2 separate regions of the Homo sapiens genome follow, and region 2 is linked to region 1. A link is an interaction called in ENCODE POLR2A ChIA-PET data of the cell type or tissue named here. Cell type or tissue: PC-9. All regions are shown on one strand.

Evidence for each region. Peaks named below come from ENCODE experiments on the same cell type or tissue, not always from the same donor. Only the 100,000 strongest peaks of a DNase experiment are listed, where the experiment ranks them.
Region 2: POLR2A ChIA-PET joins it to region 1 with 6 read pairs; 2 of 35 experiments call an interaction of 5 or more read pairs at or near these places.

The regions. Positions count from the first base shown.
Region 1 is chr21:36,508,845-36,511,344 of GRCh38, reverse strand. It overlaps a transcript of CLDN14 not described here. Among named protein-coding and RNA genes, the nearest start is that of CLDN14, 30 kb to the right of the region's middle. In PC-9, no CTCF peak of the experiment used is centred here; DNase peaks (open chromatin) are centred at 834 and 1,164; H3K4me3 peaks cover 791 bases; H3K27ac peaks cover 1,917 bases.
Region 2 is chr21:36,908,674-36,911,173 of GRCh38, reverse strand. All of the region lies in intron 5 of HLCS (holocarboxylase synthetase), which reads left to right. Among named protein-coding and RNA genes, the nearest start is that of HLCS-AS1, 57 kb to the left of the region's middle. RefSeq lists an enhancer at 436-1,635. In PC-9, no CTCF peak of the experiment used is centred here; a DNase peak (open chromatin) is centred at 1,073; H3K27ac peaks cover 1,918 bases.

The DNA of each region.
Region 1 (2,500 bases):
TTATGGGTTCAGAAGGACAACCCATTGAGATGGCAACGTTGTGCTTCCAAACAGGGCTGGAAATCTGCTTCAACGCACCGTGAAAAGGGTGTGCTTAACTACACCTGCTCACTTAGAAAAAAACACAAACATTTCCCTCTGGGAACCCAGCCTGAATTTGTTTGCTGACTTGCATGCCTCTATGTGTGTCTTCACCTGTTGGGGTTGGAGGCTCCCCGGCCTGCCTCCCTCCGTGTTTCTGCCACTTCCCTTATCTTGAAATAGCCATGACCATCGGAGAACTAGGTTTCCCTTCTCCCCTTTTCTACATCCACCACCAACTCACATTAATTTATTGAGGACAAACATTGCTGGCAATAGAGAAGGTAGAATCAGAAGAAAACATATCTACCTCTTATTAAAAGGGTTAAGAGGGTTCTTAATAAGTAGACCAGGGCTTGACCTGAAGGATTTTGCTAAGGGCTACTGTACAAGATCCAACCTCCTGCCCTTTACTGGCGTCCCCAACACCCCATGTGGGTTTTTCTGTAGCCAGATATTTTTCCAGACCAACATTGGATTACATGGCTGCAGACCTTGGGATTCAAAAGGGAAAGATGAAACCTTCACAGCAACTTGGAGTTTCTTTCAAGGGGAATTTTCATTACAGAATGTTTTGTTTTAACTGGTAATTAAAGGTAGGTGAAACACTCCTGTAGTAAGGGGTTTTCCTCCTCTCCAACCTGTCCCTCCAAGAGAAACAGGCACAGGCAGGGCCACGAGGCCTGCCCTCCTCTCTAGAGGTAACTGCTCCTGAGAGTTTATGGTCTGGTCCACTTCGGTTTCTCATGTGTCACCTTTCTAGGGGCTGCAAGGCCCAGAGATCTGGACACAAGCCAAGAAGTCAAGAACTGTTGAAGCCGCAGTCTCCACTCTCCTACTGACACCAGAGACCACCCAGCCCAGCCAAACCATATGGCCTCTTGTTTTCCTGATGTATGAGGTGGGTAGAATGCTTTTCCCCCAAAAGAGGACTCCAAGGGATCAATTACTTAAAATCTGTAAACATGTAGCATTATAATTATGATTCCAGTTTCTAGTCAAAACGGAACTGGCCAAAAGGAAAGAAAATACTGACACTGCCTCTGAGGGCAGCTGCCACCGCTTTTCCGGTATTTCCAGTCTGGCGGGTGGAAGAATGTCTTGGATCAGCTCAGCGCTTGACTGGCCCAGAGCTATGCTTTCCCCATTTGAGGATAAAGAGGCCAAAAACCCAACTGAGCCCTGGACATAACTGGGCCGTGGGAGTTTACACCATTTGCTGTAGCAAAGGCTGGACCTCTTAATGGGTTACAGGGTGTCTATGGTAGGGCACTAAACCTTCAGGTTGTTTAGGGATTGACAGGTTGTGTAGGTGGCCAGTAAACAGACTTTTGGTTTCTAAGCTGTCAGTCTAAAAGCAATGCTGCTGGGCCAGGCGCGGGTGGCTCACGTCTGTAATCCCAGTACTTTGGGAGGCTGAGGTGGGCGGATTACGAGGTCAGGAGTTCGAGACTAGCCTGGTCAGCACAGTGAAACCCCATCTCTACTAAAAATACAAAAATTAGCTGGGTGTGGTGGCGTGTGCCTGTAGTCCCAGCTACTCGGGAGGCTGACGCATTAGAATCACTTGAAGCCGGGAGGCGGAGGTTGCAATGAGCAGAGATTGCGCCACTGCACTCCAGCCTGTGACAGAGTGAGACCCAGTCTCAAAAATAAATAAATAAATAAAAAATAAAAGCAATGCTGCTAAGACATCTGCGGTTGTCAGGGAGAAGGAATTTCTGTATGGAACTGGCAGCACTCCCTCTCAACAGGGACTCTGCCCCCAACCATATGTATCTTCTCCATGGGAATCCTTCAATAAATGCCTCAGCCAACAACCACTGCTCCCCTTCTCTGGGCCAAAAATTTTCATCCCATTCTAACTCCTTCTTCCCTGCAGCCAACACCACCTCCAAACATCTACCCTTCTCCTAATTCAGCCCAAAGCAACACAAAGAGCCACTCCTGCTTTCCATTCCCAGTTGCGTTCTCCAGCCTGTGGTTTCCGGTCTGAGCTGCTCCCAAGATGGCGGACACCGGAAGTGCCTTCACAGCAGGTGGGCAGCCATCTCCACCTGTGGCGCTAGGGCCGCCTCCTGCTCAACCAAAGAGAGTCAGAACCTAGCACAATACACACCGCAGCCATGCCCAGGGCCAGGTGGAGACAGGATAATAATTTGACACTGTTTAAACTATTGGTTTTTATATATTCTTTCAATATTTACCTAGAGGAAAGGCTGAGTACTCTAAATAAATAAAGGAAAGGCCCAGCAGGAAGAAAGGGCCAGCGGGGAGCAGCCTCAGCGGCTTCTTTACCTCCAGAGAATTCATTTTTTGCCTCAAACTTGCAGCCTCCTCTCAGCAAAACAAAAGCCCCACAATTAAGGACGCCTACCAACCCACAGGACAATGTCCTGAAGCCAGCCCCTCGAGGCAT
Region 2 (2,500 bases), 400 kb before region 1:
CTTGGCTGTAGCCCATTACTGCTGTGTGGAAAGAGTTGCTGCTGCTTCAAAAGAGGCAGGAAATTTGATATGAAATATCTCAATTTTTAAGTGTTGCAGCTGGTTCAAAATGTGGGCTAAATAAACCACATCTCCAGATTCATTTTGGCCCGAGGGTGTCCCTAAGTGACGGTCAGCCTGGATGTTTGTGAAAATGGACTGGTTTCAGCAAAGTAAGCCACTGGAAGGTGGAAGCCCTTCAGAGCCGTTCGCTTTTGTGTGCCGGTGCTTGGGGCTAGTGGCAGAACACAGGGTGGGAAGCAGGAAGCAGCAGTTTTGGGAACTCATGCCAGGGTGCAGTGCCGTGCAGCGTGGAACCTGGACAGGTCAGGCAGGGGTTGGTTAGACCACAGGGGACCAGTGTGGCTAGACAGAAGCTGCCGCATAAGGGACCAGGCTGGTGAGGAGGTGCACACACGCAGACACCCAGACAGGCATTTCGCAAACCTGCATGGAGCCTTGCTTTGCTTGGTACTGGCACGCTGAATAAACGCCCACCCCAAGGGTTGTCAGATGATCAATCCCTGCCTTAGATGAAGTCAGGAAAAAAAAATAGTCCTATTTCAGGAGCGCCATTTTTTTTTTTTTCCATACAGAGTCTTGCCCTGTCCCCCATGCTGGAGTGCAGTGGCGCGATCTCTGCTCACTGCACCCTCCACCTCCGGAGTTCAAGCGATTCTCTTGCCTCAGCCTCCCACGTAGCTGGGACTACAGGTGTCCATCACCACGCCTGGCTAATTTTTGTATTTTTTAGTAGAGATGGGGTTTCACCATGTTGGCCAGGCTGGTCTCAAACTCCTGACCTCAGGTGATCCACCCACCTCAGCCTCCCAAAGTGCCGGGATTACAGGCATTAGCCACTGCGCCCGGCCCAGGAGTGCCATCTTTTGATTATAAAGATTTGCTGTGCCATCTGGCTTTGTCCTGTGAGTGAAGACACCAAGCGAACATGAAATTGCGTGTGAGTATTTTGCGTGTCAAATACCAATAGTAAGAATTGGATTGCGTCATATAAATTCCATACGAGTAGACAAATATTTGCTTCTGCTTCCTTGAAAGTGTTTTAAGAATGAGACACCCATAAAAGGAGATTGCGTACCATGTCTTTGATGATTCATTTTCTGATTAACTCACTTCTGGCTGCCTAGCAACTTACGATGTTATGACTGAAGCACAACTAATCTTATTATTTGCAATGAGGCAAATGTGTCTCTGAGATAGAAAACCTTTATGGGTTAAGATCAATTATTTGGTGTTTCTTGGGAAAAGAAGCTCCAAAACATACATGGAGATCATAAGAAATATTTTGAATTCAACACTGAATCTTGTTAGCTGGGTAAATTTAGCAGATAAGACAAGTAACAGGGGTGGAACCGCTCTAAAGTGATGTGGCCCACACCTGTAAACCCAGCACTTTGGGAGTCTGAGGTGGGAGGATTGCTTGAGCCCAGGAGTTCAAGGTTACAGTGATCTATGATCACGTCATTGCACTCCAGCCTGGGCAACAAAGCAAGACGCTGCCTCCAATCAATAAATAAAGTGGCGAGACACAGTATAACATGGGTTTCTGATCTTAATTGCACTCTGTCTGTAGCAGATGCTGCAATATGTTTACCCACCATAGAGTAGTCACTTCTGTGAATTTGCACTAGATACAGATTCAAGCATTCACTCTCTTTAGAAGTGGAGATATTGGTGTTATTTGGACGTTAGTGAATATGGAGTCTCCTGGGCCTTAGTATTGTTTAATGTTGCATAGGTTTGTTGCTGTTTGCTTTTTTAAAAAATCAACTTTATTTAGTTATGATTTATATTCAAGAAAATGCACCCATTTTAGTGTACAGTTTGATAAATGTTTTACATGTAACTACCTTTACAATCAAGACACAGAACATTTCCAGTATTCCGAAAGATTCCTTTGTTACCTTTCTTTTTTTTGAGATGGAGTCTCGCTCTGTTGCCCAGGCTGGAGTGCAGTGGCGCGATCTAGGCTCACTGCAAACTCCGCTTCCGAGGTTCATGCCATTCTGCTGCCTCAGTCTCCCTCAGTAGCTGGGACTACAGGCACCTGCCACCACGCCCGGCTAATTTTTTGTCTTTTTTTGGTAGAGGTGGAGTTTCACCGTGTTAGCCAGGATGGTCTCGATCTCCTGACCTTGTGATCCGCCCGCCTCAGCCTCCCAAAGTGCTAGGATTACAGGCGTGAGCCACTGCCTTTGTTACTTTTCTTAATCAGTTCTCATGCGCTCATCCACCCCTAAGCCTGGAGCCTCAGGAGATCACTGATATACTGTCTATCACTAGATGATTAGATTGGCCTTTTCTGAAACGTCATCTAAGTGGAATCATATAGTGTACTGGATACCCTTCTTTTTTTTGATCAGTGTTATGTTTTTGAGACTTGTCCTTATTGCATGTGTGGGTAGCCCATTACTTTTTATTCCTGAGTAGTATTCCATTG